Regions from separate parts of the Homo sapiens genome. Here regions 1, 3 and 4 are each linked to region 2. A link is an interaction called in ENCODE POLR2A ChIA-PET data of the cell type or tissue named here. Cell type or tissue: GM12878. All regions are shown on one strand. Links, peaks and the distances in the headings refer to the core of each region. The heading gives the core; the rest is flanking DNA. Region 1 overlaps PIK3R6 (phosphoinositide-3-kinase regulatory subunit 6). Region 2 overlaps PIK3R6 (phosphoinositide-3-kinase regulatory subunit 6). Region 3 holds the start of LOC124903920 (a long non-coding RNA gene). Region 4 holds the start of PIK3R6 (phosphoinositide-3-kinase regulatory subunit 6).

Evidence for each region. ChIA-PET counts read pairs that join two places held together with the same protein. Peaks named below come from ENCODE experiments on the same cell type or tissue, not always from the same donor. Only the 100,000 strongest peaks of a DNase experiment are listed, where the experiment ranks them.
Region 1: POLR2A ChIA-PET joins it to region 2 with 32 read pairs; 3 of 35 experiments call an interaction of 5 or more read pairs at or near these places.
Region 3: POLR2A ChIA-PET joins it to region 2 with 11 read pairs; 3 of 35 experiments call an interaction of 5 or more read pairs at or near these places.
Region 4: POLR2A ChIA-PET joins it to region 2 with 13 read pairs; 3 of 35 experiments call an interaction of 5 or more read pairs at or near these places.

Annotation. Positions count from the first base shown.
Region 1 is chr17:8,853,720-8,861,397 of GRCh38, forward strand. The region is part of intron 1 of PIK3R6 (phosphoinositide-3-kinase regulatory subunit 6); the gene reads right to left. Among named protein-coding and RNA genes, the nearest start is that of PIK3R6, 10 kb to the right of the region's middle. RefSeq lists an enhancer at 5,721-5,980. In GM12878, for the core only: a CTCF peak has its summit at 5,433; DNase peaks (open chromatin) are centred at 2,282, 4,392 and 5,837; H3K4me3 peaks cover 3,576 bases; H3K27ac peaks cover 5,000 bases.
Region 2 is chr17:8,804,804-8,812,481 of GRCh38, forward strand. All of the region lies in intron 18 of PIK3R6 (phosphoinositide-3-kinase regulatory subunit 6), which reads right to left. Among named protein-coding and RNA genes, the nearest start is that of MFSD6L, 9.3 kb to the left of the region's middle. RefSeq lists enhancers at 2,048-2,187, 2,198-2,297, 2,308-2,587 and a silencer at 2,434-2,634. In GM12878, for the core only: no CTCF peak of the experiment used is centred there; DNase peaks (open chromatin) are centred at 1,695 and 2,398; H3K4me3 peaks cover 305 bases; H3K27ac peaks cover 4,165 bases.
Region 3 is chr17:8,896,436-8,904,113 of GRCh38, forward strand. The region is part of intron 5 of PIK3R5 (phosphoinositide-3-kinase regulatory subunit 5); the gene reads right to left. LOC124903920 (a long non-coding RNA gene) reads left to right here and starts at 751. Exons shown (of 3, transcript XR_007065611.1): 1 at 751-841; 2 at 986-1,151; 3 at 2,513-2,579. It overlaps LOC124903921 (a long non-coding RNA gene), which reads left to right and starts at 4,362. Exons shown (of 3, transcript XR_007065612.1): 1 at 4,362-4,465; 2 at 4,788-4,882; 3 at 5,843-5,881. RefSeq lists an enhancer at 4,236-4,355. In GM12878, for the core only: a CTCF peak has its summit at 4,952; DNase peaks (open chromatin) are centred at 2,826 and 4,476; H3K4me3 peaks cover 1,460 bases; H3K27ac peaks cover 4,483 bases.
Region 4 is chr17:8,864,253-8,871,930 of GRCh38, forward strand. It overlaps PIK3R6 (phosphoinositide-3-kinase regulatory subunit 6), which reads right to left and starts at 3,422. Exons shown (of 20, transcript NM_001010855.4): 1 at 3,277-3,422. LOC107985071 (a long non-coding RNA gene) reads left to right here and starts at 3,522. Exons shown (of 2, transcript XR_001752787.2): 1 at 3,522-3,753; 2 at 4,280-4,781. RefSeq lists enhancers at 648-717, 768-907, 1,018-1,367, 3,191-3,370, 3,401-3,550. In GM12878, for the core only: no CTCF peak of the experiment used is centred there; no DNase peak of the experiment used is centred there; H3K4me3 peaks cover 3,894 bases; H3K27ac peaks cover 4,224 bases.

The sequences.
Region 1 (7,678 bases), core at 1,491-6,490, 50 kb after region 2:
TTGGGAGGCCAAGGGGGGCAGGTCACGAGGCCAGGAGATCAAGACCATCCTGGCTAACATGATGAAACCCTGTCTCTACTAAAAATGGAAAAAATTAGCTGGGTGTGGTGGCATGCGCCTGTAGTCCCAGCTACTCGGGAGGCTGAGGCAGGAGAATCGTTTGAACCCAGGAGGCGGAGGTTGCAGTGAGCTGAGATCATGCCACTGTACTCTAGCCTGGTGACAGAGAGAGACTCCGTCTGAAAAAAAAAAAAAAAAGTCAATTCTCTCCAAAATCATTTACATATTTAAGGTAATTCCAATAAAAATACCAGCAGGATTTTTTTTTGTAGATACATATAAGTCAATTCTAAAGTTTATAGGGAAAGGCAGAGGAATTGGATTAGCCAAACAGTTTTGAAAATGAATAATGCCTGAGAACTCACACTCCTTTATTTTTATTTTTTTTTGAAACGGAGTCTTGCTCTGTCGCCAGGCTGGAGTGCGATGCGTGATCTTGGCTCACTGCAACCTCCGCCTCCTGGGTTCAAGCAATTCTCCTGCTTCAGCCTCCCAGGTAGCTGGGACTACAGGCACACGCCACCATGCCCAGGTAATTTTTGTATTTTTAGTAGAGACAGGGTTTCACTATGTTGGCCAGGCTGGTCTTGAACTCCTGACCTCGTTATCCTCCCGCCTCGGTCTCCCAAAGTGCTGGGATTACAGGTGTGAGCCACCACGCTCAGCTTCGCACTCCTTATTTTAAGAATTACTATAAAGTTATTAGTGAAGGGCTAGACACATAAATCAATGGAACAGAACGAAGAGTTCGGAAGCAGGCCCACACAGATATGGCTAATTGATTTTTGATAAAGTTGTAAAGGCAAGTCAATGGAGAAAGGAGTCTTTTCAACAAATGGTGATGGAACAATTGATCATCGATATGCAAAACAAGAAGCAAAACCTTGACGTAAATTCCAGACCTTACACAAAAATAAACTAAAAGTGGACATAGATTTGAATGTAAAATTCAAAACAATAAACTTTTAGAAGAAAGCATAGGAAAAAATCCTTGTAACCTCATGTGAAGGAAGAAGTTTTTAGATACAATACCAAAGCATGATCCATAAGAGGAAAAACATGACAAATTAGACTTCATCAAAATTTAAAACTTTGGTTTTATGACAGATACCTTTAACAAAATGAAAAAACGGGCCGGGCACAGTGGCTCACACCTGTAATCCCAACATTTGGGAGGCCAAGGTGGGTGGATCACCTGAGGTCAGGAGTTCAAGACTAGCCTGGCCAATATAGTGAAACCCCATTTCTACTAAAAATACAAACATTAGTTGGCTGTGGTGGCTCATGCCTGTAATCCCAGTTACTCAGGAGGCTGAGGCAGGAGAATCACTTGAACCCGGGCAGCAGAGGTTGTAGTGAGCTGAGATCGTGCCACTGGACTCTAGCCTGGGTGACAGAGCGAGACTCCATCTCAGAAACAAAACAAAACAAAACAAAACAAAACAAAACAACAATAAAATAAAATAAAATAATAAAATAAAATGAAGAAGCAAAGTATAGACCTAGAGAAAATATTTGCAAATCACATCTGACAAAGAAAAAAAAAAGAAAACTAGGATAAATAAATAACTCTCAAAATTCAACAGTAAGAAAACAAATAATACTCCCCAAATGGGCAAAAGATCTAAATAAATACTTTACTAAAAAAGATATGTGGATGGCAAATAAACACATTAAAAAAATGCTCAATGCTATCAGCAGTTTGGGAAAGGCAGATGAAAACCATGAGATCTCACTATATGCCTATTAGAATGACTAAGATTTTAAAATGAGCAATAGAAAGTGCTGGAGAGCACACGGAGGAACTGAAATTCTCTCTTTTTAAAAATTATACTTTAAGTTCTGGGATACATGTGCAGAACGTGCAGGTTTGTTACATTGGTATACACGTGCCATGGTGGTTTGCTGCACCCATCAACCCGTCAGGAGGAATTGGAATTCTCATACGTTACTGGTGAGAATGCAAAATGGCACAGCCGTTCTGGAAAACAGTTTGACAATTTCTCATAAAGTTATGCGTCACTTACTGTATGATCCCGTAATCCCTAGCTTTTTCCTCCAGAGAAATAAAAACTTATGTTCACACAAACACCTGCTCATGGATATATATAGCAGCTCTATTCAGAATGGCCCCAAACTGGAAACAACACAAATGCCTTCAGTGGGTACGTGAATGAGCAAACTGTGATACACCCACACAGCAGAATCCTCGGCATTAAAAAGAGAACTACGTGCAACGACACGCGTGAATCTCAGAGACATGCTGAGTAAAGGCAGCCAGGCGCTAAATCCTGCATGCCGTATGGTTCCATTTATATGACATTCTAGAAACGAAAATAAAAACTACAGGGTCAGAAAATAGGTCAGTGTCAGATAAAGGAGTCTTTATCTCTTTTTTAGTCAAACTTTTAATTCTGAGATAACTGTAAATTCCCATGCAGTGGCAAGAAATAGCACAGAGTTTCTGGGTACCCTTTACCCAGTTTCCCCCCAGTGATAACATCTTGCAAACAATGTTACTGTATCAAAATCAAGATATTGGTCAGGCGTGGTGGCTCACGCCTATAATCCCAACACTTTGGGATGGTGAGGCAGGTGGATCACTTGAGGTCAGGAGTTCGAGACCAGGCTGGCCAAAATGGTGGAACCACGTCTCTAATAAAAATACAAAAATTAGCCAGGCATGGTGGCAGGTGCCTGTAATCCCAGCTACCCGGGAGGCTGAAGCAGGAGAATCGCTTGAACCCAGGAGATGGAGTTTGCAGTGAGCTGAGGTCTTACCACTGCACTCCAGCCTGGGTGAAAGAGTGAAACTCCATCTCAAAAACAAACAAACAAAAAACCCCAGGATGTTGATGTCGATACATTTTATTCCGATTTCCCCAGTTTCACCTGTACTTGTGTGTGTGTCAGTCTCTTACCTTTTAATGATACACACTAAACTACAAAAAAAGTGATATTACTTACCCATAAACAGTGGGGTCACAGGTAATTTTTAATACATTTCTACATTTTCTGATTTCTTAATCTTAAGTATATTTGACCTTATTTTTTACTGTGTAACAGATGGCACACACAAAAGAAGAGAGCTAATATATTATGTTCAGGGACATAGTAATTACATGAACATCTGGGAGCCCGCCAGTCAATTTAAGAACGTTGTGCTGTGGGTTTAACGTAACCTTTGCACACCCCTGCCTGGAGCACCCTTCCCCCAGCTTTCCCCACAGCTGGCTCCCCCTCGACATTCAGGTCTTGTTGTCAATGTCACTGCCTCAGAGGCCTTTCCTGAACATCCTGTCCAAAATAGCCCTCCCTGTCACACTCTAGCACACTCTGATTTTATTCATAGCATTTATCAGTATGGAAATTTTTCCTGTCAGGCTTAGTTTTCTTGGCTAGTCATTAGAATGCGAACTCGGCAAATACTGGGATGGGGCGTGTCTCCTTCACTGCAGCATGTCCAGCATCTAGGGCAGCAGCCACTCAGTGGACAATGAATACCTATTTTAGATAAATATTTGATGAATGAATGAAAGTGAAGAATATTGCCAAAAGCCACGTGGCCATGAAGGATAGAACCAGGGCTAGAGCCCAGATCTCAACCTGGGGCGTGGGGTCATGGCCACTTCCCCTGACGTCCGCATGCCTTCCTTTCCCCTCTGTAAACCTCACAGAACCCCCCTCTGTCTTTGTGAAATAAAATGAACACAAACTTCTGTCTGGGGCGGCCTGGGTTAATAATGAACACGGGGCAGCCTCGAAAGAAAAGAAATCTCACAGATAAAGACTAAAAGAGAAGTGTAAGATACCAGGAATTTTTGTGGCAAATGGAGAGTGCTTCTGGGCTGATTTTTAATTGAAAGTAAAATTCCCCTTTGGGAGGCTGAGGCAGGCGGATCACAAGATCAGGGATCGAGACCATCCTAGCTAACATGGTGAAACCCCGTCTCTACTAAAAATACAAAAAATTAGCTGGGTGTGGCGGCAGGTGCCAGTAATCCCAGCTACTTGGGAGGCTGAGGCAGGAGAATCGCTTGAATCCGGGAGGCAGAGGTTGCAGTGAGCTGCAATCGTGCCACTGCACACCAGCCTGGGCAACAAGAGTGAAACTCTGTCTCAAAAAAAAAAAAAAAAAAGGGAAAGTAAAATTCTAAGAAACTTTACCAGTAACTGTCAGAAAGCCTCCCTATTCATTTGCTCATTCCTTCATTCACTCACGCATTCACTCATCAAACATTTATTCAGCGTTTCTATATATTTGTGCAGGTGCTGCTTCCTTGCTCCTCCCACAGGAGACCTTTGTGGTCGATTTCCTGTCCTTTGGGGCTGCTGACCACACCAGTGTGGGGGAAGAGCCCCCAGGGGATGAGCTTGCACGTAGACAGGAAATGGAAATAGAAGCAGCTCATTCTTAAAATGCATCAACATCAAATGTGTCTTCGTTTCAGGAATGAGAAGAATTTTTTAGGAAATAAAGCTTGCCCTTTCAAGCACCAAACCATGCCTCTGAATGTTTTCTCAATTAATCTTTTTTTTTTTTTTTTTTTTTTTTTGAGACAGTTTTGCTCTTGTCGCCCAGGCTGGAGTGCAGTGACGCGATCTCGGCTCACTGCAACCTCCGCCTCCTGGGTTCAAACGATTCTCTTGCCTTAGCCTCCCTGAGGCTAGGAATTACAGGCACCCGCCGCCACCCCTGGCTAATTTTTGTATTTTTAGTAGAGACAGGGTTTCGCCATGTTAGCCAGGCTGGTCTCGAACTCCTGACCTCAGGTGATCCACCCACCTCGGCCTCCCAGAGTGCTGGGATTAGAGGCGTGAGCCAGGCGCCTGGCTGTTTTCTCAATGAGTCTCAATGGAAGCTCATTGTATGCACCGTGCCATAAAACGGTGGCGATGGCAGGAGCTATCAGTAGGCGAGGGTAGCCCTATCCTACATTGAGTGGCTGTTACTGTTTGACTTCTCATGTATGATTCCTCATTTCAGCAGCACCAGCTGTGTTCTGCACTTAGTGGGTGAGTGGAGGCTGCAGTCCAGCCCACCGCTCTGCTGGCCTTTTTGTAATTTACTCAGGCAGGGAGGGTGAGGTTTTGCAATTCATCCATCCAAAGAGGAACTTGCTGTAATTTGTCTACTCAGAGGGGTGCCTCTTTCTGATTTGAACAAAGTGCCTTCTGTGTTGGCTGCAGCCCTGCCTGGGCTGTGTCTGCTCCTCCACCCAACTGCCAGTTTGCTGAAGGCTGGGAAGCCGGAATAAGCACATGCAATTGTCTTGTATGTAAAATGAAGAAACAAAGCCTGAGAACTGATCAATGAAAAGAGCATCAAACTTCCATCCATGGACTTGCAACTTCTATTTGCTCAGAGGGCCCTCTGGCTGTCTTCTGAGTTCCTGGCAGTGTTTTGGGTGGCTGAGGTTGGTGAGTAAATCAAAGAGCCTCTTCAGAACATAATCCATGGGGCAGAAATTGCACAAGACCTGAGAGGTTAGAGATGAATGAATGAGACATAGTCCTTGCCCCCTGGGGTGCGTGGTCTACCAGTCTGTCACCTCATAATGACCGCAGGGTGGCTGTACTTGCCCAAGACCCCTGGAACAGACGTCACACACCTATGGCCCACCATTAGCACACTGAAACTGTCTCACCGCCCCATGCACGCAGCATGCTTGTGATGGTTTATGTGTCAACTTGACCAGGCCAAGGGAGGCCCAGATGGCTGGTGAAGCATTATTTCTGGAGGTGTCCATGAGGCTATTTCCAGGAAAGATGAGCATCTGAATGCAGGGAGTGAGTCAAGATCTGCCCTCAGCCATGTGGGTGGGCATCACGTGATCTGCTGAGGGCCTGAATAGGAGAAGAGGGAGGAGGAAGGGCAGATGTGCTCTCTGTGCTTCAGCTGGGACATCCATCCTGCCCTTGGACAAAATCAGCGCTCTTGGTTCTCCAGCCTTCGGACTTGGACTGAGACTGACGCCGTCATCTTCCCTGGTTCTCAGGCCTTTGGACTCAGACTGGAATTACACCACTGACTTTCCTGGGCCTCTAGTTTACAGACCACGGATTACAGACTTCTCAGCCTCCACAATCACAGGAGCCAATCCCTGCTAATACATCCTTTTGTTCTCTACCCACTCCCCACCCACCTCCCAGTCTCTCTCTCTATCCTATTTGTTGTGTTCCTCTGGAGTGGCCTGACTAATACAATGCTTAAGAAGACTAACCATTTCGCAGACTCATGTAAGAGACTCTCAGAGACTTTGCTCTGTCTAGTATATTTTTAAAATTCACTTTTCACATAAAAAACCATGCGTATGGTAAAAATCTGAAAGGCACAGATAGCTATGCAGTGAAAAGCCAGACTCCTTCTTAGCTATCCTCTGGCCCAAGGGTCCCCAAACCCCAGGCTGCGGATGGGCACTGATCCGTGGGCCGTTAGGAACTAGGGACACAGCAGCAGGTGAGTGGCTGGTGAGCCACCAGGACCGCCTGAGCTCCGCCTCCTGGGGCGGGGGGCGGTGTGGGCATAAGATTCTCATAGAAGCTCGAACCCTATTGTGAACTGCGCATGCAAGGGATCCAGGCTGCCCGTTTCTTAAGAGAATCTAATACCTGATGATCTGAGGTGGAGCAGTTTCATCCCGAATCCATCCCCATCCCCAGCCCCAGCCCCAGCCCCCTTCCCCACCCAGTAAACCCCTACCCACCCCCAAACCCCTTCCGTGGAAAAATTGCCTTCCATGAAACTGGTTCCTGGTGTCAAAAAGGTTGGGGACCACTGCTCTGGCCCATCAGTTTCCTTCCCCAGGAGAAGCCACAGTTTTTGGAAATTTGAATCTGTGGCCAACATTTAAAAGTCATATTTCATATAAAAATCAAGATTTCCAGCTTTTGCTTAAAATAAGTAACTGGAAGATCTAGCAACACCAGACCCACAATCTCGTGTGGCAACAATTAGCTGGAGTTGACATGCAGCTTCCCTGTAGAAGGGCCATGTGCTCCCCAGGGCTTCAGTGTCCCTATTGAGTTCACAATGGGGACTCTGAAGCCGGGGGCAGTGCCAGGCACACCACACCAGCACTATCAGCCTGTCCACATCATCATTTATGCTACCTATTGGGCTCTTGAAAGCAGACACGGGCCGGGCACGGTCACGCCTGTAATCACAGCATTTTGGGAGGCCAAGGCAGGTGGATCACAAGGTCAGGAGTTCAAGACCAGCCTGGCCAACATGGTGAAACCCCGTCTCTACTAAAAATACAAAAATTACCTGGGTGTGGTGGTCCCAGCTACTCAGGAGGCTGAGGCAGGAGAATTGCTTGAATCTGGGAGGCAGAAGTTGCAGCGAGCCAAGATCGCGCCACTGCACTCCAGCCTGGGTGACAGAGTGAGACTCTGTCTCAAAAAAAAAAAAAAAAAAGAAAGAAAGAAAGCAGACGTGTTGGCAATCCATGTTCTATATTGTGGTTCAAGTTGTGGTTCACAAAGAGAAAAGTTAATTGCAGAATGTCTGAAATGGGCTGGGCATTAGGGTTGCCACACAGGGCCCATAGAAGTCTTTCAACAAACACAGTGCATCTCTGTACTTCTCCCTAGCACCCGATGCCCTATACAGCAA
Region 2 (7,678 bases), core at 15-5,014:
CAACCACAGAACCCTGGAGTTGCCAGAGGCCTCAGAGACCATCTCATTCAAGTGTTCTTAACCCTGGCTGCCCATAAGAATCAATTTTCAAAAACATAATGTTGGAGATTCTGATTCAAGTGGCATAGAATTGAGCCCAGGTACGGGCATTTTTTAAAAAGCTCCTGAGTGTAGGCAGGGCTGAGAACAGCCACTGAGTTGTTCAGTGTCATCTAGCAGAGGCACGAGCAGCAGCCTGAACTAGGAGTTCACACGTGTCCAGGCATTTCAGCTGAACTTTTAGGGGATGGGGGTAGGCCAGCCAGAAGTCTGTGGACAGGCCATGGAGGATCCACTGGGAGGAGGGTAAGAGCATAGTCTCTAAGCCAGGCTGCCCAGGCTCTAATCCCGGTTCTGCCACTTACTAGCTGTGTGACCTTAAGCATGTTTCTTAATCTCTCTGTGCTACCTTTTAGGATTGTTGTGAAGATTACATGAGATAGTATATATTAAGTGCTTGGAACAGAGCCCAAGACACTGTTAAGAACTCTTATTAATTATAATTTTCCAAGAAGGAGCCAAGCATGACTCATGGACTCAGCAATGAAGTCCCAGGTGTCAGAGGGGAAGGGGAACCTACTGTGGGTTCTTTCTCTTCTTGGTTTGTCCCCTAGGCCAAGCCCCCACCTATCACCCCGCTATGCATAGACTCCTGTGCGTCTGAATGGGTGAGCTGTGAGTAAAGACAGATTTAACAAAACCTCTGTAAGACGGGGCAACTCCATGACAGAGGGTAACACTCAGGGGAGAGGGGGCTTCTCCCCTGGTGCCAACAGAACCTGTGGCACCTTGGCCGGGCGCGGTGGCTCATGCCTATAATCGTAGCACTTTGGGAGGCCAAGGTGGGCAGATCCCCTGAGGTCAGGAGTTCGAGATCAGCCTGGCCAACATGGTGAAACCCCATCTCTACCAAAAATACAAAAAAATTAGCCAGGCGTAGTGGCGGGCATCTGTAGTCCCAGCTACCTGAGAGGCTGAGGCAGGAGGATCGCTTGAACCCAGGAGGCAGAGATTGCAGTGAGCTGAGATTGCACCACTGCACTCCAGCCCGGGCAACAGAATGAGACTCTGTCTCAAAAAAAAAAAAGAAAAAGAGCCTGTGGCACCTTTAGTGCTCTGTGCTCTGGAGCTGTCAGGCACAGTGGGAAGGTTGTGGTCAGGGGGGCAGGCAGTGGAACCTAGTAGGCACTGACTGGACAGCTAATGGAATGATTGTTGATACTGGAATGTCACTTGTGACCCTCCAAAAATACCTGGAGAGACTGCAGGGGGCTGAAGTCCTGCATGAGCTGGGGGAGGGTGGGCGAAAGCCAGGTACGTTCTATTTGCCATAATGAATGGAATTGCACCTGAACTGATTGCACCTGGTGAGAGAGATGCATGGTTTCCATAGGTTAGGTGACTGGGGATCGAATGTGACCCACTGAAGCCTGCACAGTGGTAGCCATGGGGCCAGCTCTCTGACTCTCAACTTGGTGTTCCTTCTTTAGCATCAGGCTGCTCTAGGTGTCTCTGGCAGGATTTGGGCCTCCACGCCCTGCCCATGGACCTAGCCCCACCTTCTAGGTAATCACACACAGTCTCTGGGCCTCCTCCCACCTGCCTGCGGTGTGGGCAGATGCCTTTCATTTCCCTTTGTGGTCTGCACACCTAGACACACTCTACCTGCTTGGCTTTGGCCCATAAGGAGCACAAGAGTCTTAGATTTTAGTCTATAAATGAAGCCATGGGAGCCAGTGGAAAGGGCCAGATGCAGAATTTGCAAAGGATCCCACTCTCTGTAAGACTAAGGAATGGGCAAAGTGCTGCTAATTGTCTCCTGTTCTCTGTTGGTGGCCTAACAACATACCCCAAAGCCCCAGTTCTTCTGTTTCTGCTTTATTTCCCACTTCTGTTCTATTTCAAACTTCCAATCCAGCTAAGGTCATATCTGACCCTTAAACTTACTGAGCTAGCCACAGGCCCTTGCCCCCATGCCATTCTTCAAGCTGTCTCTGCCTTCTTACTCCAGCTCACCATGAGCTTCCCCTCAGTGGTTATCATCCAGTCCATGTGGACAAAACATGTATGTGGACCTGCCTGGTTCTGAGAGGAAAGCACAGCTACTGGAATTTTCCCCTAGCAAGTCCCTGTAGGGATAAAAGGGAACTTGCTGAAGTGATAAGTTTAGACTTTCAAAAAGCCCCTGACCAGGTTGTTTAAAGAGGTCATTAAAAACAGAAACCACTTTAAGGAACTTTGAAAGAGGAAATGCAACAGAAGGGTAAATAGGTCCACTTTGGAGCCTAAAACTTCAATATGGGGTTGCCCTATACGAAGACAGATTTCAGCTCAAGGCAGACCTCTCAGCCAATCAGAACTCTCCTACAGTGGATAGGCTGCCTCAGAAAGCGTCAGCTTCCAGTTCCGGCTTGAGATCTAGGATGAGGTGGAAGGTGGATTAGATGACTCAACAAACATCCGGTGAGGCCCTGCTGCAGGCCAGACACCACACCAGCTAAGATGAGGATCCTGAGTCTAGGGAGTTTGCAGGCCATTGACATACAAAGATCATGCCATTTATAGTGTCACAAATGTTTCCATAGCTGTGTCCCCAGGGTCCTATGGGAGCACAGAGGTGGTACACTTAGCTCACCTAGGTGAGGGGAGGAGGGTGGAGGATGTGGAAGGAAGGGGGAAAAGCATTAGGAAAGGCCTCCTGAGGGAGATGACACCTGAGTCTCAACTTGTAGGATGAGTAGAAATTATAAAAAGAAGGTGGGCAGGTGGAAGGGAGGAATGAGGTTTCAGGTCAGGCAACTAGCGTGAGCAAAGGCACAGGGATGTGACTTCAGGAACACTTCCCAACACATGGTGGGAAGAGCCTCCAGGGAGTGCCCAAAGCTGCAGATGGAGAAGAAGGGGAGTGAAGCTATGCAACACTGAAGAGTTTTTCTGCCCCTGGAGAATGGGAGAAGATGGAGGAGTTTTAAGTACGGAATAACATGGGCAGGAAGGTGGACTTAAGGAGGATCAGAGTATTGCCGGGGAGACCAGCTGGAAGGAGATAGATGAAGGTCAGACTTGGGGTGACCAACTTGCTTGATTTGCCTGGGACTTTCCTGGTGTTAGCACTTAAAGTCCCAAGTCCAAGAAACCCCTTTAGTCCCAGGCAAACAGGGACAGTTGGCCAACCAAGCTGGACCAGAATAGAGAGGACAAAGAAGGGAGAGATTTGAGAAGTGTTCCATCGGGACAAAGGAAAGTGAGGAAGAGGAGGCACCAGGGATGACTCCTGGGTTTCCGGCAGAGGTGATTGGTTAATGATGGTACCATTAAACGAGACAGGAGATATAAGAAGGAGATGAAATAAAAATGACTGCTAACACATACATAATGTTTACTTTAGCCAAGCACTCTTCTAAGAGCTTCGCATGCCACAATCAATCCTCATAACTGGATGAGGTAGGTAATGTTATTATAGCTGTCCCTCCATATCTGCATATGTGGAACCTGCACATACAAAAGGCCAACAGTAAGAGACTTTAGCATCCATGGATTTTTGTATCCTTGGGGGTCCCGGAAATAATCCCCATGGATACTGAGGAATGACTGCCTCCCCTTTTTATAAAATGATACTGAGTCACAGAGATATTAACTTGCTTAACATCATATAACTGGTAAATGGCAGAGGCAAGATCTGAATCCAGACAATCTGGCTCTAGAGAGCTCTTAACTATTAGAAAGTACTGGCTTTGATTTTTAATATCTTGAGTTTGTGGTATTGTGGGACATCCAGATCATGCTAACTTAGTTCAATGCAGGAGTCAAAAACTCAGGTATGAATGTCAGGGCAGAAGACACAGATTTGGGAGGACTTAACAAATGGAACTAAATCCTTGTGAGTTTGATAGTCCAGGAAATGAAAAAAGAAGTGAGCCATGGATAGAAATTGAGGACAGTAGCTACTTAAGGATCTAGGAAAAGGAGTTCAGGGAATGAGGCCAACAAGTAATAGTCAGGCATGTAGAAGAAAGTCTATAAGAAAGTGTTGTCTCTGAATTTATAGATTTTAGGGTATTTAAAGACTCAGAGTACAGGGCTTCAGCTCTAGTGATGGAATTCCATTCAAAATTGACCAAAGGAATATAAAACTGGGGAAAACATTTATGACAGTGCTAGAAGCCAGCTTCATTGGAGTATTAACATATAAACATAACTTCAAATATACATATTTTGTCTAATTGCCTAAAAGGAGAATCCCATCAGACTAACAGCAGGCTTCTCACCCAAAACCTTGCAAGCCAGAAGAGACTGGGGTTCTATTTTCAGTCTTCTTAAAGAAAAAAAGATGCCAAGAATTTTGTATCCTGCTAAACTAAATTAATAAATGAAAGAGAAATAAAGTATTTACCAGACAAGCAAACACTAAGGAAATTTGTCACTACTAGACAGGTCCTACAAGAAATGCTCAAAGGATTTCTAAACATGGAAAGAAAAGGGTGATACTCATTGTCATAAAAACACAAGAAAGTATAAAACATGTAGGTCTTATAAAACAATTACACAAGACTGCAAAGCAACTAGGTAATAATTATGACAGGAACAAAACCTCACATATCAATACTAACCTTAAATGTAAGGGACTAAATGCTCCACTTAAAAGATATAGGCTCAGCTGGGCACAGTGGCTCATGCCTGTAATCCCAGCACTTTGGGATGCTTGAGTTCCAGGCATTAAAGTAGGAGGATCACTTGAGTCCAGGAATTTGAGACTAGCCTGGGCAACGTAGTGAAACCTCTTCTCTACAAAAAATTAAAAAATTAGCTGGGCATAGTGGCTTGCACCTGTGGTCTCAGCTACTCAGGAGGTTGAAGTAGGGGGATCAATAAGATATGGGCTGGTGGAATGGATAAGAAAAACAGGATCCAACTGTATGCTGCATACAAGAAATCTGCCTAACTGTTAAAGACATTTACACTCTAAGGGGTGGAAAAAGATATTTCACACAAATCAAACCAAAAACAAGTAGGAGTAGCTATACTTATATCAGATAAAACAGAGTTTAAATCAACAGTAAAAAAAGACAAGGTCATCTATAATGATAAAGGGATCAATTCAACAAGAAGACATAACAATTCTAAATAAATATGCACCCAACACTGGAGCACCCAGATTCCTAAATACTACTAGATCAAAGAGATAGCCACTGTATTAATCCATTTTCACACTGCTGATAAAGACATACCTGAGACTGGGAAATTTACAAAAGAAAGAGGTTTAATGGACTTACAGTTCCACATGGCTGGGGAGGCCTCACAATCATGGAAGAAGGCAAAGGAGGAGCAAAGTCACGTCTAACATGGATGGCAGCAGGCAAAAAGAGAGCTTGTGCAGGGAAACTCCTTCTTATATCACCATCAGATGTCATGAGACTTACCCACTATCACGAGAACAGCATGGGAAAGACCTGTCCCCATGATTCAATTACCTCCCACCAGGCCCCTCCCACAACATGTGGGAATGCAAGATCAGATTTGGGTAGGGACACAGCCAAACCACATCATTCCACTGCTGGCGCCTCCCAAATCTCATGTCCTCACATTTCAAAACCAATCATGCCTTCCCAACAGTCCCCTGTCTTAACTCATTTCAGCATTTACTGAAAAGTCCACAGTCCAAAGTCCAAAGTCTTATTTGAGACAAGGCAAGTCCCTTCTGCTTATGAGCCTGTAAAATCAAAAGCAAGTTAGTTACTTCCTAGATACAACAGGGGTACAGGCATTGAGTGAAAACAGCCATTCCAAATGGAAGAAGTTGGCCAAAACAAAGGGGCTACAGGCCCCATGCAAGTCTGAAGTCCAGAAGGGGAGTCAAATCTTAAACCTCCAAAATGATCTCCTTTGACTCCATGTCTCACATCCAGGTCACACTGTTGTGAGAGGTGGGTTCCCATGGTCTTGGACAGCTCTGCCCCTATGGCTTTGCAGGGTTCTGCCTCCCTCCCAGCTGCTTTTATGGGCTGGCGTTGAGTGTCTGCAGCTTTTCTAGGCACACGTGCAAGCTGTCAGTGGATCTATCATTCTGGGTCTGGAGGATGGTGGCCCTCTTCTCACAGCTCCTAGCCCCAGCAGGGACTCTGCATGGGGGCTCTGACCCCACATTTCCCTTCTGCACTGCCCTAGCAGAGGTTTTCTATGAGGGCCTTGCCCCTGCAGCAAACTTCTGCCTGGGCATTCAGGCATTTCCATATATCCTCTGAAATCTAGATGGAGGTTCTCAAACCCTAATTCTTGACTTCTGTGCACTTGCAGGCTCAACACCACATGAAAGCTGCCAAGCCTTAGGGCTCGCACCCTCTAAAGCCATGGCCCGAGCTCTACATTGGTCCCTTTCAGCCATGGCTGGAGCAGCTGGGATGCAGGACACCAAGTCTCTAGGCTGCACACAGCACGGGTACCCTGGGCCCAGCCCATGAAACCATTTTTTCCTCCTAGGTCTCAGGGTCTGTGATGGGAGAGGCTGCTGTGAAGACCTCTGACATGCCCTGGAGACATTTTCCCCATTGTCTTGGGGATTAACATTTGGCTCCTCATTGCTTATGCAAATTTCTACAGCCAGCCTGAATTTCTCCTCAAAAAATGGGATTTTCTTTTCTATTGCATTGTCAGGTTGCAAATTTTCCAAACTCTTATGCTCTGCTTCCCTTATAAAACTGAATGCCTTTAACAGCACCCAAGTCACCTCTTGAATGCATTGCTGCTTAGAAGTTTCTTCTGCCAGATACCCTAAATCATATCTCTCAAGTTCAAAGTTCCACAAAAATGCCACCAGTTTTGCTAAAATATAAGAGTCACCTTTGCTCCAGTTCCCAACAAGTTCCTCATTTCCATCTGAGACCACCTTAGCCTGGACTTTATTGTCCATATCGCTATCAACATTTTGGGCAAAACCATTCAAAAAGTCTCTAGGAAGTTCCAAGCTTTCCCATTTTCCTGTCTTCTTCTGAGCCCTCCAAACTGTTCCAACCTCTGCCTGTTACCCAGTTCCAAAGTTGCTTCCACATTTTCAGGTATCTTTTCAGCAGCACCCCATTCTACTGGTACCAATTTACTCAATCCATTTCACACTGCTGATAAAGACATACCTGAGACTGGGAAATTTACAAAAGAAAGATGTTTAATGGACTTACAGTTCCACATGGCTGGGGAGGCCTCACAATCATGGCAGAAGGCAAGGAGGAGCAAGTCACATCTTAGATGGATGGCAGCAGGCAAAAAGAGAGCTTGTGCAGGGAAACTCCTTCTTATACCACCATCAGATCTTGTGAGACTTATTCACTATCACAAGAACAGCACAGGAAAGACCTACCCCCATGATTCAATTACCTCCAACTGGGTCCCTCCCACAACATGTGGGAATTCAAGATGAGATTTGGGTGTGGACACAGCCAAACCACATCAGACACCAATAGAATAATAGAGGGAGACTTTAGTACTCCATTGATGCACTAGACAAATTATCAAGGCAGAAAATCAACAAAGAAACTCTGGACTTAAATTGGCCTCTAGACCAAATGGACCTAACAGACATTTACAGAACAATCTACTCTACAACTGCAAAATGTAATTCTTCTCATTTGCACATGGAACATTCTCA
Region 3 (7,678 bases), core at 1,709-6,708, 93 kb after region 2:
ATTGGTGCAAGGGCTAAACAAAAATCTTGCCTGGGTTGTTCCTACGTCAGGCTCTAGCAAGTAAGAAATTGAGAGAAGTCACCCCATACAGGCGAAGAACGGGGTGAGTGGGCAGAACACACTCATAGTGAAGTTCAAACTCCTGGCCCAGGTGTCCAAGGCCCTTCGCCATTAAGCCTTGTTCACCCATCAAAGCTTCCACTCTTTTTCAAAGTTGCAAATAGATGGGGATCCTGCACAGAACAGCAGACTGTGAAGATCCAGGACACAGGAAAATCACTACATCTGCCATCAAGCAAGCACTGGTATTAATGACACACGGATAGACAGGTCCATGCTGAGGGTGATGTGGGTACTTGAGCCTGGGGGAGGCAGGGAGCAACCACATCTGACTCAGTTTCCTCCTACAAGGGGAACACCAAGATTCCACGGAATCAACAGGGTGGAAGCAGAGCCCGGCCCCAACGGCATTGCAATCTCCAAATGAGACTAGATCAGGTTTGGTTCTCCAGCAACTATGATTAATATCAACTCATGGTGGACAGTTTGACCTACCTCATACCCTGAAGCAAACACCAGGCACACCACTCCCCACAGCAGGGTTTCTCTTACACTTCCCTCCTCACTGGGGGTCCCATGTATAGCGCCTTCCTGCTCCCCATCCCCAGGGTCCTGGACTCCAGAGAGGCTGGAGGAATTGGGGACTCATGGCTGTGGGCCTCAGCAGGGCCTGGGCAGGAAGGTGAAGCACGGATTTCAGGTGAATAAACAAAGGAGAAGACATAACAAGGGAGGCTCGGAATCTCTGGCCACCGGGAGTCCAGGAGCAGAGAGGGGGAAGGTGAGAAGGAATGTGGCTAGAAAGCCAAGAGGAAAATACTGGGGGGAAGGAACCCACTGGGCAGGCCTTCATGCAGGCAGAGGAGATGTGAGTTCTTGGAATGAAAGGCCAGTGCCACCACAAGACATATGCTGCTCTGAACAGGTGCAGTGACCCCACGGAAACGCCTGTGGGATGAGGTCTCCAGCTTTGCAGAGCCACCGGGCTTGTGGGGGCGAACTGAGATGAGACCTTTCATAACACCCTTTCACCACCCTGGTGAGAGTCACCCTAACAGGACCAATCCAGGCCTTATGGGCTACTCTTACAAGTAAGTCATATGTGGCAGAGACTTCTAGGCATCTACTCAATATCCATTCCTCGTTTTTTTATGAGTGGGACACTGGGCATTGTACCCAGTTGATGAGTCAATTTCTCAACCTCCCTTGCAGAATGTGTTAGGTGCAACCCCCCTCACCTCCTTCTTTCTGTTAACTGGAATGTGGACATGATGGCCAGCACTCCAGCAGCCATCCTAGACCAAGAAGCAACCTTGAAGATGGTGACTTTTGCCAAGGATGGTGGAGTGGAAAGATGAGGGAAGGCTGGTCCAGGATGTTCATGGGGCCACCATGCCAATGCTGGCCTGCCTTCATACAGATTGTGTGTGTGTATGTGTGTGTGTGTGGTGTGTGTGTCTGTGTGTCTGTGTGTAAAAGAAAAATAGCCCCTGAGAGTTTAAGGCATAGTTGTTTGGGGCTTTCTGCTATAGGCAGCCAGCTCAGTCCTAACTGATCACACCGTGTGGTTTCTGGAACACCTGCCTCTACTCTTTTCCCTAAACCTCCCCCACCTACTAGTCAATGATGTTTGACATCCTTCAAGAGGTCTAACCTTTCATTCCATAACCAGAGACAAAAAGTATAAAATCCAAATGTCTGTGATCAGTAATGTCCCCAGAGAAATGTAACACCACTGAAGAACATTCTGAATTCACCTGCCACCCGCTGATAAGCAAAACTGACCTAACCCAGGTTTGTTCCCCATTTGATAGGAAGTCAAAGGGTATGAAGCCATATTAAGCAACCCAAAGGGAAAGGGGCAGGAGAAATTCCCCAAGGGGGAGAGCGTTTATAAAAAGACAGCCTGGGCAACCCAGGGTCATGCAGCCATCTGTCAGTGCCTCTTGGTAGAAACACAGCTTTATGCAAATGTGAAAAGGATGGGATATGACTTTTGGTATCAAAGAGATATGGGTTCAAGTGGTAGAGCTCTTGTCAGCTATGTGACCTGGGGCAAGTTACATAAATGTCGAGCCTTCAGTTTCAGCATCTGAAAAATGGGAATAATAGTAACTACCCAGGGAGGTGTTCTGAGGGTTAGATGGGACCAACCTATGACGGTGCTTCATATGCCATAAGCAACCCTGGCATCATTGCTGTCCTCCTCGTCATCATCATCAACGATAATTATAATCCTGCTTTTGACCAGGAGGCTCAGAGAGTCTAAGGAACTTGTCCAAGGTCATTAACTAATAAGTGACGAAGTGTAGGTCTCTGTCATACAAGGGTTCGTGTTCCCTCTTTCATACTTCACTTTGTAGCTTAAACAAGAAATACTGAACTTGGTCTTCTCAAAATCATTTCCCATTTTATAATGAGAAGAATATGACTTTTCCTTCTTCCCCTACAGGCAAGGTGCAATCCTTGAGGTCTGTGTGCTTTGAAAATTGCAGAGCGGTTTGCATGTAAGATGCCCCATGTCATCCCCCAGGTTTACAGGTAAATTCTTTGCAGGAAAGTATTGTGGTCGGCACAGCTATGCAGGCATAGAGTAAATATTCAATAAACATGTGGGCTGAGCCCAAGAGGGCTGTGGTGGGCAGGACCCAGTGGCACTGACGTGAGGTTTCCTGCTACCTCCAGAATTGAGGCACTGGGCGATCATACGGGGGTGGAGTCAGGAAGCAGGGGGAGGCCCCCAGCCTTGATAACAGGCCCACTTCCTCTGCCACCCAGCCACATCAAAGCAGGATAAACTGTTTCATTCATTTCCATGGCAACTGGGTCCCTAAGACTTCACGGGGGGAGGGCCCACCTCCCCACGTCCCTTCTCATTTCTCCCTGTGACTTTACCAGGACCTACCTTCTAAGCTAACACCACTGCAACCCTTACTGCCCCCAGCACTGTGAAATCAATTAGGCCAACATTAATCCTCACTAACTGCATTGACAGGGAGGCATTGCTATACACCCATTTTACAGATGAGGAAACGGAAGCTCACAAGCTAAACGTCTTGCTGAAGGCCCACAGTTAGTAAGTAGCAGACCCAGTATTTGCAAGTACAATGGTCTGGTCCCAAGGACTAGAAGCCACTAAGTTATTCAGCCTCTCCTTCAAGCATTCAAGTTCCCTGGCCTCCATCCTAGCTCTTTCTCCACTTAACTGGGGGTGGGAGGGACTCAGGAATTGGGCAGCAGGCCTGTTGAAAATCATAGGAAAGGCTGGGCGCGGTGGCTCATGCTTGTAATCCCAGCACTTTGGGAGGCCGAGGTGGGCGGCTCACAAGGTTAGGAGTTCGAGACCAGCCTGGCCAATATGGTGAAACCCCGTCTCTACTAAAAATACAAAAATTAGCCAGGCATGGTGGTGCACGCCTGTAGTCCCAGCTACTCGGGAAGCTGAGGCAGAAGAATCGCTTGAACCCAGGAGGCAGAGGTTGCAGTGAGCCGAGGTCGTGCCACTGCATTCCAGCCTGGGTGACAGAGCGAGATTCCATCTTAAAAAAAAAAAAATCGTGCGAAAGTATTTTTCAACAAGCTCATTTAAGGGTCATGTAGAAGGTAATTTTGTTTAACTATCTGTCATTAATTAGGGCTTAGGTTCTTTAAAATTGAAGGTTAACTGGTGGATGTGAGATAAGTTGCAAGAGATTTTTGTTCAATAGAAAAGATAACCTCAAAGGTTATGGTTTTATTCCCCTCTGTGATGTTAACTATTTGGTATCTAACTTTGAGTCTTACTCTAGCTTCCATGAGGAGCTCATCTCAGTTTCTTGGATCCTCCTTTAAGCCAGCTCTATCATCGTGCTGGTTTCCTCATTAATGAGCGGGCACAGGCTCACTGTATATTTACGTATGTGTGAGGTTTTGGAACTGTTTGAAAATGATTCCCCGAAACGAGGGAGAGTTGATGGTTTCCTATTTTGGTTCTGCTTTCCCTGGAAGAGGAGAGGTTCCTGCCATGGGTACTTGGCTTGAGCTGCCCTCTTGGGGCATCTGACTTCTCCTTGGTCACCAGGATATCTGAAGCTTCACATGGTCCCGGGAAGGATGTGGAGGAAAAGGCCATCAGCAGTGAGTGATGGTTCCAAGAGTCCCCCCTGCTCTGAGGCCAAAGGACCCTCATTCTACTTCCGGCTCCAGCTGCTGCCCTGCCTGGCCCTTGTGCTGCAGGCTTCACATGTTATCATTCCAGGGCCAGGGCCTCACCACCGCCAGCACCTCCGTGGCACATCTGCTTTCTGTGCTGCCCAGAACGGAGTTTCTACCCAGCCGCCTGCAAAAATATCTCAAGGCATAGCGTGCATTGAGCTGAGGAGGGACAGCCGGTTCTACTTGAAACTGGGAAGTGGTCTCCCCACAGGTAATCCCCTCCCCCAACCCCACAACTCTCTTATCCTTTTCAAAATAAAAAAGAATCATTTCGGTCTTTGGTGGAAACCCAACGCCCTGCCAAGACATTTGCATTTTAAATTCTTTCTCTGAGCGTACTCGAAAGGAAGAAAGGCATTGCCTCCTAGCAAAGGAACTTCAGTCACCAACCAGAAGCTCAGAAGGCATTCTGATCTGTTTGTTTTGGGGGACAGTGGGAGGGAGTGTGGGAGGGAATGAAGGAGTTTGACCTTAAACTGGCGTGTTCCTTTAGGGTTTGTTCCTTTAACTGGTTTGTTCCTTTCCTTGGGAAGCTGGGTTGGCAAACCCAGCTTTTACCTTTCAGAGTCCAGCGCCTCCTAAGGGTCTTCCTGATGTCCTAAATCTCCACCCAAGTCTCTACCATGAGGTGAGGACCTTGTTATAGGTAGACTTGGGGGTTGGCCATCCCTAGCTGTACTTGCTCTGCTCTTTGTAATGACAGACAGCTGACTGATGGGGGGGCAGGTAGATCAGCTGATTGGGCGAGGCACAGACAGGTCAGCTGACTGGGTGGGGCGCAGACAGATCAGGTAACTGGTTGGGTAGGAAAGTTATGAACACTTCCAAAGAAATTTACAAGCCAGTCTTGAGCTTTCTAGGGTCCATAAGTTGTTGGGGAATAAGATTTGGTACTTCTGTTCTGTGTGTGTTTAATGTGTAAGGTGAGAATTAAACGCTGCCAGTACTAAACAGGACCTGGTGCATGTATACATTAGAAAGAGAGAAAACAAAAATGGGATTATAACATACTTAGTATTGGGGGGACTGCTTTTTCGCTCAACTAGTTATTCAACATCTTTTGAGCTCAGTAACTATTTCTACAATATCATTTTTAATAATTGAATATCATTCCACCAAATGACTTTGCCGCAGTATACTCAACCATGTTCAATATTTAGGTTTTTTGGCATTGGTTGATTATTAGCAAGGATGCGTTGATGAACGTCTTTGTTTTGTAGCTACATCTTTGTACATCCATAGGGATTCATCAGGATAAAATTGAGGAATGGAATTGCTGGGTGAAAGGGTATGCTTTCTGATGCTTTAGCAAACACAGCCCCCCATTCCTCACCAGCGCTGGCATTTTTGTTCTTTCTTTTTAATTTTTGCCAATTTGATAGGGGGGGAAGAAGAGTCTTGCTCTTTAGTTTTGCATTTTCTTTATGAGTAGTGAGGGTGAATATTTTGGGGGGTTCTTTTTGATGTACTTGAATCATATTTATTCATATTTCCATAAGTGTATTTGCCTATTTCTTAATGGACTAAAAAAAAAACCTCTTCATGGGTTTGATATATTAATTTTTTTTTTTTTTTTTTTTTTTTTTAGATGGAGTCTCGCTTTGTCTGCAGGCTGGAGTGCAATGGCACGATCTTGACTCACTGCAACCTCTGCCTCCCAGGTTCAAGCGATTCTCTGCCTCAGCCTCCCGAGTAGCTGGGACTACAGGTGTATGCCACCACGCCCAAATAATTTTTGTATTTTTAGTAGAGACGGGTTTCACCATGTTGGCCAGGATGGTCTCGATCTCCAGACCTCATGATCTGCCCACCTCGGCCTCCCAAAATGCTGGGATTACAGGTCTGAGCCACAGCACTTGGCCTGATATATTAATTTTTATTGCAAATATTTTTCTCAGTTTGTCATTTACCTTTCACTCAAAGTGGGCTTGCCATATGAAAAGCTTTAAATTTTATGCTTTCATATCTGTTAGTCTTTTCCTTTATAATTTTTGCCCTGGGGAATATGTTTGGCAGCTCTTCTCCACTCCAGGCTAATACAACCTATTTTTCTTCTGTAGTTTTTGTGGTCTTGTCTTCTACACCTAAACCTTTAATGTATCTAAAAGTTATTTTTATGTTTGCATTAGAACTCTTAATTTTATTTTTTAGATAGAATTTTTTTTTTTTTTTGAGACAGAGTTTCGCTCTTGTTGCCCAGGCTGGAGTGCAATGGTGTGATCTCGGAGGCACTTGAACCTCCACCTCCTGGGTTCAAGTGATTCTCCTGCCTCAGCCTCCTGAGTAGCTGGGATTACAGGCTCATGCCACCACACTCAGCTAATTTTCTATTTTTAGTAGAGATGGGGTTTCACCATATTGGTCAGGCTGGTCTCGAACTCCTGACCTCAGGTGATCTGCCCGCCTTGGCGTCCCAAAGTGCTGGGATTACAGGCATGAGCCACCACACCTGGCCTTTTTAGATAGTCTTCTAACTCAATATTTTTTATGGTCTACCAATTATCCTGATATCATCTATGAAATGACTGATTTTTTCATCAGTAATTTGAGGATGCCACTTTGTCATATAATATAATTTTGTATATTTAATATATTTCTAGATATTACATCTTCTTCCATTATCTATCTATTCTTATACCCATAGTGTACTATTTTAATAACTATAGCCCTATAGTACCTTCAAAAAATGGAAATATTTCCTTCTTACTCTCCTTTAAAAATACATGAATGAATATATACTAAGTGCATAAATAAATCTTTCAAATAGATTTTTTTATTTTCTTTATATATAAATTTATTTATTTGTAAAATATTTATATATTATGTTTTTTAGTTTACATATATTTTATAAATTTTAAAAATATCTTGGTATTTTGATTGTGGTTACGTTTACTTTCCTAACACCTGGTCTCGTTACAATATTGATTCAACCCAGCAATACGATTCTTCAATTATTCATTCTTCAGCAAAGTTTGTTTTCTCTATATAGGTTATTAAAATTTCTTTTATTTTTTATTTTTAATTGCTATTGTAAATTTTTTAAAATTATGTTTTCTCACTGGTTAATGCTGGTTTATAAAAAAAGCTCTTAGCTACCTGTTTTCTAGTTCTGACAATTCTTTGTTCAGGGGATTCTCTCAGTCTCGACAGAAAACCAATTGTTTGAGCTCCAACTAATTAAAATTTCTCTTCTTCAGAAGAGAAAGTATTCTTTATTTTTGTCTTTTTGCATAGGCAAATACCTATAAGCCAAAAGAGGAAGATTATTGGCTCTAAAGAACATGCCTCTAGTATTTTACCTTGGGCTGTTGCCATATTAAAAGCACTTCTAGAGTAATCGTTTCCATATATTGAGGGGTTTTGAATATCAGGAATGATGATGAATTTTATGAAATATTTTAGAGGCATCTATTGAGATGCTTTT
Region 4 (7,678 bases), core at 822-5,821, 60 kb after region 2:
GGTTTCCTAGGCTCAGGGTTCCTGGGCTATGATGCAACAGAGTCCATTTGGATTGGGCTCCTTGCGGCGCCCCTAGGACTTAGGGGAAAGGGGGACCTATAATCACAATGTTCATGCTCCTAGTTGTGCTGTGAGTAATAGAGTTCTTTGTCTCTGACTCTGGAGTCTCATGTCTTCTGCTGGTGACCATGAAGCTGTGGTGGGCTAACTTGTTAGTTCTAAGTTAACTTATAACTAACAGATCCTTCTAACTTATAACCCAGGTCCTTCACAGCTCTTTTTTTTTTTTTTTTTTTTTTTTTTTTAGACAGAGTCTCACTCTGTCGCCAGACTGGAGTGCAGTGGCGCAATCTCGTCTCACTGCAACCTCTGCCTACTGGGTTCAGGTGATTCTCCAGCCTCAGCCTCCCGAGTACCTGGGACCACAGGCGCCCGCCACCACGCCCAGCTAATTTGTTGTATTTTTAGTAGAGACGGGGTTTCACCGTGTTGGCCAGGATGGTCTCGATCTCTTGACCTCGTGATCCACCCACCTCGGCCTCCCAAAGTGCTGGGATTACAGGCGTGAGCCACCGCACCCAGCCCCTTCACAGTTCCTGGCAGAGGGATGAGATCAGAGACAAAGAATGAAGGGATGAATGAATTGGGATTCAGAGAGCATTCTTCCTTAAACACAGAACATCAGCACTGAACAAGTCGCAGGCCAGGTGCACACACACAGCTCATCACTCCCTTGGGGTACAACAAGCCCAAGGACTGACCACAGAACCATAGAAGCCTTCTATGGACACGGCAAAAAGAAGCAAATGGGGACCACCTGTTCACAGCTGCTGCTCCCTGTTGTTGGTGTGAGATAAAGTGGGGGTGACCTCCTGGATAGAGGAGAAGACTGAAGTAAGAGGGCTTGGAGGAAGATCTGAGGAAGCCTGGCTCAGGTTCAGAGTTTCTGAACCTGAAGATTCTGAACATGAAGATTCCAGATCTGACTGTCCCTTGTGCCCCCATCCCCCCAGCTCACCATTGCTGGCTTCTCGGACAAGCTGTTCAGACAGAAGAACCCACCACCTAGGCCTCCCTATACCTGCAGGAATAAAGCCTGGGCAGAAAAGATGTGGAGCTTCCAGGCCTCCCTATACCACAGCTGCAGGAATAAAGCCCTGGCAGAAAAGACGGGGAGCTTCCCAGGGCCACACTCTGTCTGCCTCCTGTCCTCCAGCCACTCCTGTGGCACAGAGAGAGGGGACCTGCAGAGCCTGGGTCACCTGCCTCTGTTGCCTCCCCTCTTCTCCCACCAGAGCTGCCTCGTGCCCTCAGGGTTTCAGGGGCAGCTCAGGCTTGCCAGACGTCATAGCTGTGTTTTTTTTTTTTTTGGATCGGAGCGTGTGGTGAGTGAGCTGGCAGTGAGGGACTAAGGGAGTGAGAGGACAGAGCTCTGGGTCCTGAGGGGGCCCCCTCAACCTTTAGCCCTTGCCCCCATGAGGTCTACTTCTCAGATTCCCAAGGAGCCGGGAGGTGAGGGTCCTGCTGCCCTGGCTGGCCCCCGTGGACAAGGACAGGCCTGTTTCCTCAGCTGTGTCTGCTTCTGGCTGGAAGGAAACACCTGGATATGAAAGAGCCAGTGGGGTGGGGGTGGGGGAGCATTGTTCCCAGGGGCAGGGAAGCTTGGTGGGATCTGAATTCAGGTGGGGCCTGAATGCAGCAGGGACCAGATGGCGATGACTGCAGCTTGGCATCTGCAGCCACCGTGTCAGCCGAGGCGCTTTCGTGGAGACAGTGTAGGGCCTGCAGCAGGTTCTAGTGTGAGGCAGCGGGGCATGGTGGCCAGGCAGGTGGCATTCCAATCCTGTTAATAGGGCAACTTGGGCTGCTTGCTTAAAACCTCCGTGCCTCAGTTTCCCTATCTTAAAGGGGACCTGACAACAACACCTACCTCATAGGCTTGTCATGAGACTAAATGAGATGATATTTGAAAACCACATAGAGCTAAATAAATAAATGGACCGGGCCAGGCGCTGTGGCTCATGCCTGTAATCCCAGCACTATGGGAGGCCGAGGTGGGTGGATCACGAGGTCAGGAGATCAAGACCATCCTGGCTAACACGGTGAAAACACAAAAAATTACTACTAAAAATACAAAAAATTAGCCAGGCGTGGTGGTGTGTGCCTGTAGTCCCAGCTACTTGGGAGGCTGAGGCAGGAGAATCGCTTGAACCCAGGAGACGGAGGTTGCAGTGAGCCGAGATCGCACCACTACACTCCAGCCTGCGCAAAAGCGTGAGACTGTCTCAACAACAACAAAAAAGGACCGGCCTGCGAGTGCTCCACACACCCCCTCTAGCTGTGCTCCCCCCAACACCTGACTTTCCCACTTGCTTTCCTGCCTCTGGGGGTTTGCACACTTTGCTCCCCATTGCTGAGGTGCCTCTTGCCTCCTCTTTGCACACCAGGTCCTCCCTTGAGCCTCAGCCAGGCACCACCTTCCACGGGACCCTCCCTGAGCCCGCACCCTGCAGTCTCTTTCATCCTGCACACACCACACACCTCCTGGCTCGCTGAGGACCCTGAAGGTTCTGAGTTGGTCACTCGCAGCTGTGTTCAGACCCTCTTTGCAAGCAGTCAGCCCTTCAAGGACAGAGACCAGGCCTCGGTCAGACTCTGGCACACATAGAAGATACTGGATTTGTGTATAGGAAGAGAATCAGCCAGACCAGCATGACTTTCACCAAATTCCCCAGGAAAGTGATGGGCAGATGATGTCCCAGAAAGGGCACAGACTGGGACCCAGATGTTTCACACTGAGTCCTGCTCCTTGCTAACCCACTCTGCAATCTTTGGCAAGTTGCTTCATCTCCCTAAGCCTCAGTCTTCTGTTCTATAAAATGGCACTAAAACACTTATCCAGTCAACCTCTAAATGCTGGTGAGAATCAAATGGGAAAATGGGTGTACTCTGCAGCACCGGGCATCAATCATTAGTCCTATTATTAACAGCATGTACAGGATTCCAGAAGAAAGGAGAGTCCTTCTCACAGGGTCCCGTGTCTTTTCATCTTGTGAAAATGGGCTGAAACAATCTTAACTTGGCAGAATTACCCTGCAGTGTCTGAGGTCACCCTTCTCAGAAAGACGGCCCTGGCAGCCCTGAGCCTGGATAAATAAGAGCCAGGGGTGTTTCAGCCCCCCCAGGGGCTCCCCTTCCAGGTCCCTCCGTTCCACCCCTCTATCTGTTCTGCTCAGATCTGCCTGCCTGGCGATCTCCATCCAAGCCAGCACTTACCTTGGTTCGGTGGCAGCTTCTGGGCTCCCCAAGTCCTTCAGCCAACTCCCCACGGTCCTGAGCGAGGTCCCCAGTCCCAGAGAAGCAGATGTCTTGGGGGAGCCTCCACGGGTGTCTGTGGTCTTGACTGTGCTCTTCAGATCTGCAAAGAAAAGCTCGATGTCTCACAGCTCTGTCCCCTCCTCTTCCTTCCCCTTCCTTGTGGCCCTCGAAGCTCCTCCCAGAATGCATTTTGCTGTGAGGATCCTTTCTAAAGAAGCATGACCCACGGTCACTGGAGGTCCTTTATTCTGATCGAATGTGACCAATTTTATGGGGCAGGAGGGGGACACCTCCCAAGAGACTCCCTCTGGTGTTGACGGGGGAGGGACTGATGCAGGGAGCCCTGACCTCTCTCTCAAGCTCCAGACTCACCAACCATCCCCCACCCCTGGACATGGCCAGCCAGATGTCCCTCAAGCACCTCCATCTCAACAGGTACAAACCGAGCTCATCATTTCTCCCTCTAAGCCCACTTCTCTGTTTCCTGCCTCAGAATCAGCAACCTCGGTATCATCCTAACGCCTCCCTCTTCCTCGCCTGTTACATCTAAACTGCACCAAGCCCTGTCAATAGGTCATGGATCCTCCACTTTCTTCCATCCCTATGGCTGTCACTGTTTCACCTGACTACCATGGTCTTTCTCCTGAAACACTACAATAGCCTGAGGTCCTTCACCCCACAGCCAAAGGTCTCTTTCTAAGAGTGAAACACAAATCTATTCATGTTACACTCCTGCTACAACCTTCAATGGCTCCTTATTACTTTAAAGAGAATGGCCAAACTCCTCAGTGTGACTTGCCAGACCCTTCTTGATCTGGTCCCTCCCTAAACTCCAACCTCATGCTTTATCCCCTCACTCCAGCCCCTCCCAGAAGTACTGCAGTCTCTTAACTATCCAGGCTGTGGGAATCACTTCCCAACCCTTCTCCTGGCTCATCCCTTGTCATTCATTATTTATCAGAGAAGAACAAAAAAACAAGCCTAAGAGGCAGGAGGAAAGTGGAGTGCCAGGGATGCTGGCAGAAGACAGAATGCCAAGGAGGAGACAATGGTCAACGACGCCAATGATTGTGGAGAGGACACAGGTGAAGAGAATGAAGAAGCATCTGCTGTCCTTGGCAATTAGGAGAGAGCAGTGCTGGGCAGGAACAGTAGACCTGCTGGGGGAAGTTGATCAACCGCATGGTGACACATTTGCTACTTTGTCATTTTCTTTTTTTCACATTTTGAAGTCAAACACTATTTGGGAGAGTCTCTGACACATTTCTAGAGCTTTGAAAAACTCACAGATTCTATGCTGTCATCCCGTTGGGCCTAATGGGTAAATGGCTCTAGAGAGTGACAGATTGCTGACAGCAGGGTTTGAGTGCTGGATCCAGCTATGCCTGAAATTCTGGGGCTGAATCTACTCTTGGACTGTTCATTGTACATGATCCAATAAATTCCATTCTTTTTTGGATTAAGCCTGTTGGAGTTTGTCACTTGGCTCAACTCAGAGAGCTTTGGGGCTGTGAAGTCACTGATCCTTTCCCGTAGGGGCTTGACTAGGTTCTATGCTGACCTTTCATTTTGCAGAGGAAGCTATTTGGAAAAAAAGTCCAGAAATGTAAATCATTTACTCTATTGCTGTGCCTTCCTCCCATAACTGCTTCTTTTCTGTCCCCTTCATGTGACTGAAGTCACATTCTATCTTGCATCTTTGTATTAGCGTTCTCAGCTCACATGTCTGCCTTGTTCCTCCCTCAATGAGTCCTGAAAGAGCAGGGGCTAGAGTGTTGTTCATTATTCCGTCCATCACAGGGTGAAAGAGTGTTAAGAGAATGCTTGGCTTATTTATGAAGCAAATGGGTGACTGAACGAAGGAAACGAATACGCCCAGGACAGAATAAAGGACCAAGAACTCAGCCCCTGCAGGTTCCAGACTCAGCAGCAGCTGGGCAGTGTGGCCACCCTGGGCAGCGCCTCTCCTTATCAGCCTTGGCTTAACTGAATCGGAAATCACAAGCCGAGGTCACTTCTTGTGGGTGCACTGCTCTCTTTATCATCAGCTGCCATTTCTGCAACTGCATTTGCTGTGGTACCCATAGAGGGGGCAGCTTGGTGACCATAGAGAGCCCCAGAGCTGTCCCTTGCAAAGAGGAGCTAGGGTGCTTTCATTTTTGAGTGCACACGGCTGACCGCCAGCCAGGAACAAAGGACAGTGGGAGGAGGAGGTGACAATAGGAAGGACCAAGTTCCCCCACGGACCCCAGTGCACCGTCCCTACCATCACCAAGGCAAGGCAGCACTACCCCTTTTGCCAATCCCAGCCATGTCTTTCCTCTCCAGACCATGTTCTTAGGATTTGTTTAATCTGGGTTTTCCAGGCTGTGCTCTTACCAGGTTTCTCATCTGCACCAGTCTCCAAAGAGCAGCCCCCTCTTTCCCTGCCAAAAGGCAAATGATCCGTCAGCATCAGAACTGTAAAAATTAAGGTTCCCTGCTTTCACTGTACTAGTTCCCAGATGACCTGGTCAGCTAATGGAGGCAAAGACCCCCCAGAATGATCAATGCCCAAGATACAGAAGCAGAAGGCCCACCATCTATTGTCACTCCCCTTCCTCCTCCTCCTTCTGCCACCCTCCTCTGCCAAGTGAGGGTCCCCACTCCTGGTGACCCTTCTGGGCATAGCTGCAATGGCCTCTCTTCAGGTTCTCCTATCTCAGCCAGGGTGTTTGGAAGTCTGTTTACATAACTCGCCTTGGGGTTACAAAGTTACTTACCTTCTCTACAGATGAACCACTGTTTCCAATCCATCCTCATCCATTTTCTAATCCATTACAAAGCCACTGAGAGCTTTAAACAAAAATTAAATCTTCTTGCAACTGTGGACAGAGCCACGGGTGAGGAGGGCCAGGTACCAGCATTGCGGAGGTCTGCAGGACCACAGTATTGGAGTCAGGCAAGAATTACATGCTTAGGAAAAGAGGTCCCCAGGGTCGCTTGTGTCCTCACCTGCAGTGCCACCCACCGTGGGAGCTGCTCTGGGATTATTCAGCATCGAAGGCGGCAGAATTTGTCATTTCAGTTTTCTAAGGAATCCACTTACATAAAATACTAATAAGCAAAGTCAATTTTACTAAAGATTATGTAGGAGGATGAAGGGAGTGTACATCACACGTCTCTTGGCAAACTATTCAAAAATCCTCTGTGGATAGTTCTGAGGATCCCGACGTCCCTCCTCCATGCCATGCCATTGGAGCGGGCAGCCTGGAATGGGGTGGGCTTTTGTGCTTTTTCCTGTCTCTCTTCTCCCCATGTGACCCTGACTCATTAGCGTCGGTTCCTCCCTCCTAGATTTTTTTCACAGACATATCCAAATTGTCTTCGAAGCCCATTCAGAGCACTGTAATTCCATTCTAATTCTCAACTCCCCACTTTTCTACCCCAAATTCATGACTGCCACCCACACAGATAGCTCTCTGGTTGGCAGGACCCATTTTTAGAAAACCGTGAGAGGTAATAAACCAGAAAAGAGCTGTTAGGAAAACACATTTTGATTCGTTTAAACAATCACCTCGTGAGTCAGCTACAGTTACACAGATAGGTTAAGTTTAAACGCTCTCATCCCTGGTGGAGGTGAGACTCGACACACTGCCTCGGCACAGGCAGTACCCAACTGCGGGGCACCTTTGCCTCTGGTGCAGTCCCTCCAGCTCTTGCCCACGGCCCAGAGGCAGGCAGGACAGCGTCATGCTCTAAGCCACTGGTTCGCTAAGGGTAGTCCCTGGACTGGCAGCATCAGCATTGCCCTGGAAATCCGTTATCAACTAGTACTGTCTGCTGTGGCTGTGGAAAGGGAGGAACAGTGCACACCTCGGGAATTTTCCATCCTTTACTTCCAGCAGCGTTATTTGGCAGAGTGCATGCAGAATCAGGACTAATTGGGGTGATAGAAGAAGCGGATTTATGCTTCATATCCAACCAGTCACCTTCTCAGCTATTTTTCTTATTTTTGGTGGTGGTGGGGAAGTTTTTATTTTAAATGCCATCAATGTTCTTTTTTTGTTAAGCTGTAATGTTTAAAAAACTAGTCAAGTAGGCCAGGCACGATGGCTCATGCCTGTAATCCCAGCACTCTGGGAGGCCGAGGCAGGTGGATCACCTGAGGTCAGGAGTTCGAGACCAGCCTGGCCAATGTGGTGAAACCTCGTCTCTACTAAAAATACAAAAATTAGCCTGGCATGGTGGCCGGTGCCTGTAATCCCACCTACTTGGGAGGCTGAGGCAGGAGAATCACTCAAACCTGGGAGGCAGAGGTTGCAGTGAGCCAAGATTGTGCCATTGCACTCCAGCCTGGGTGACACAGCAAGACTTCGTC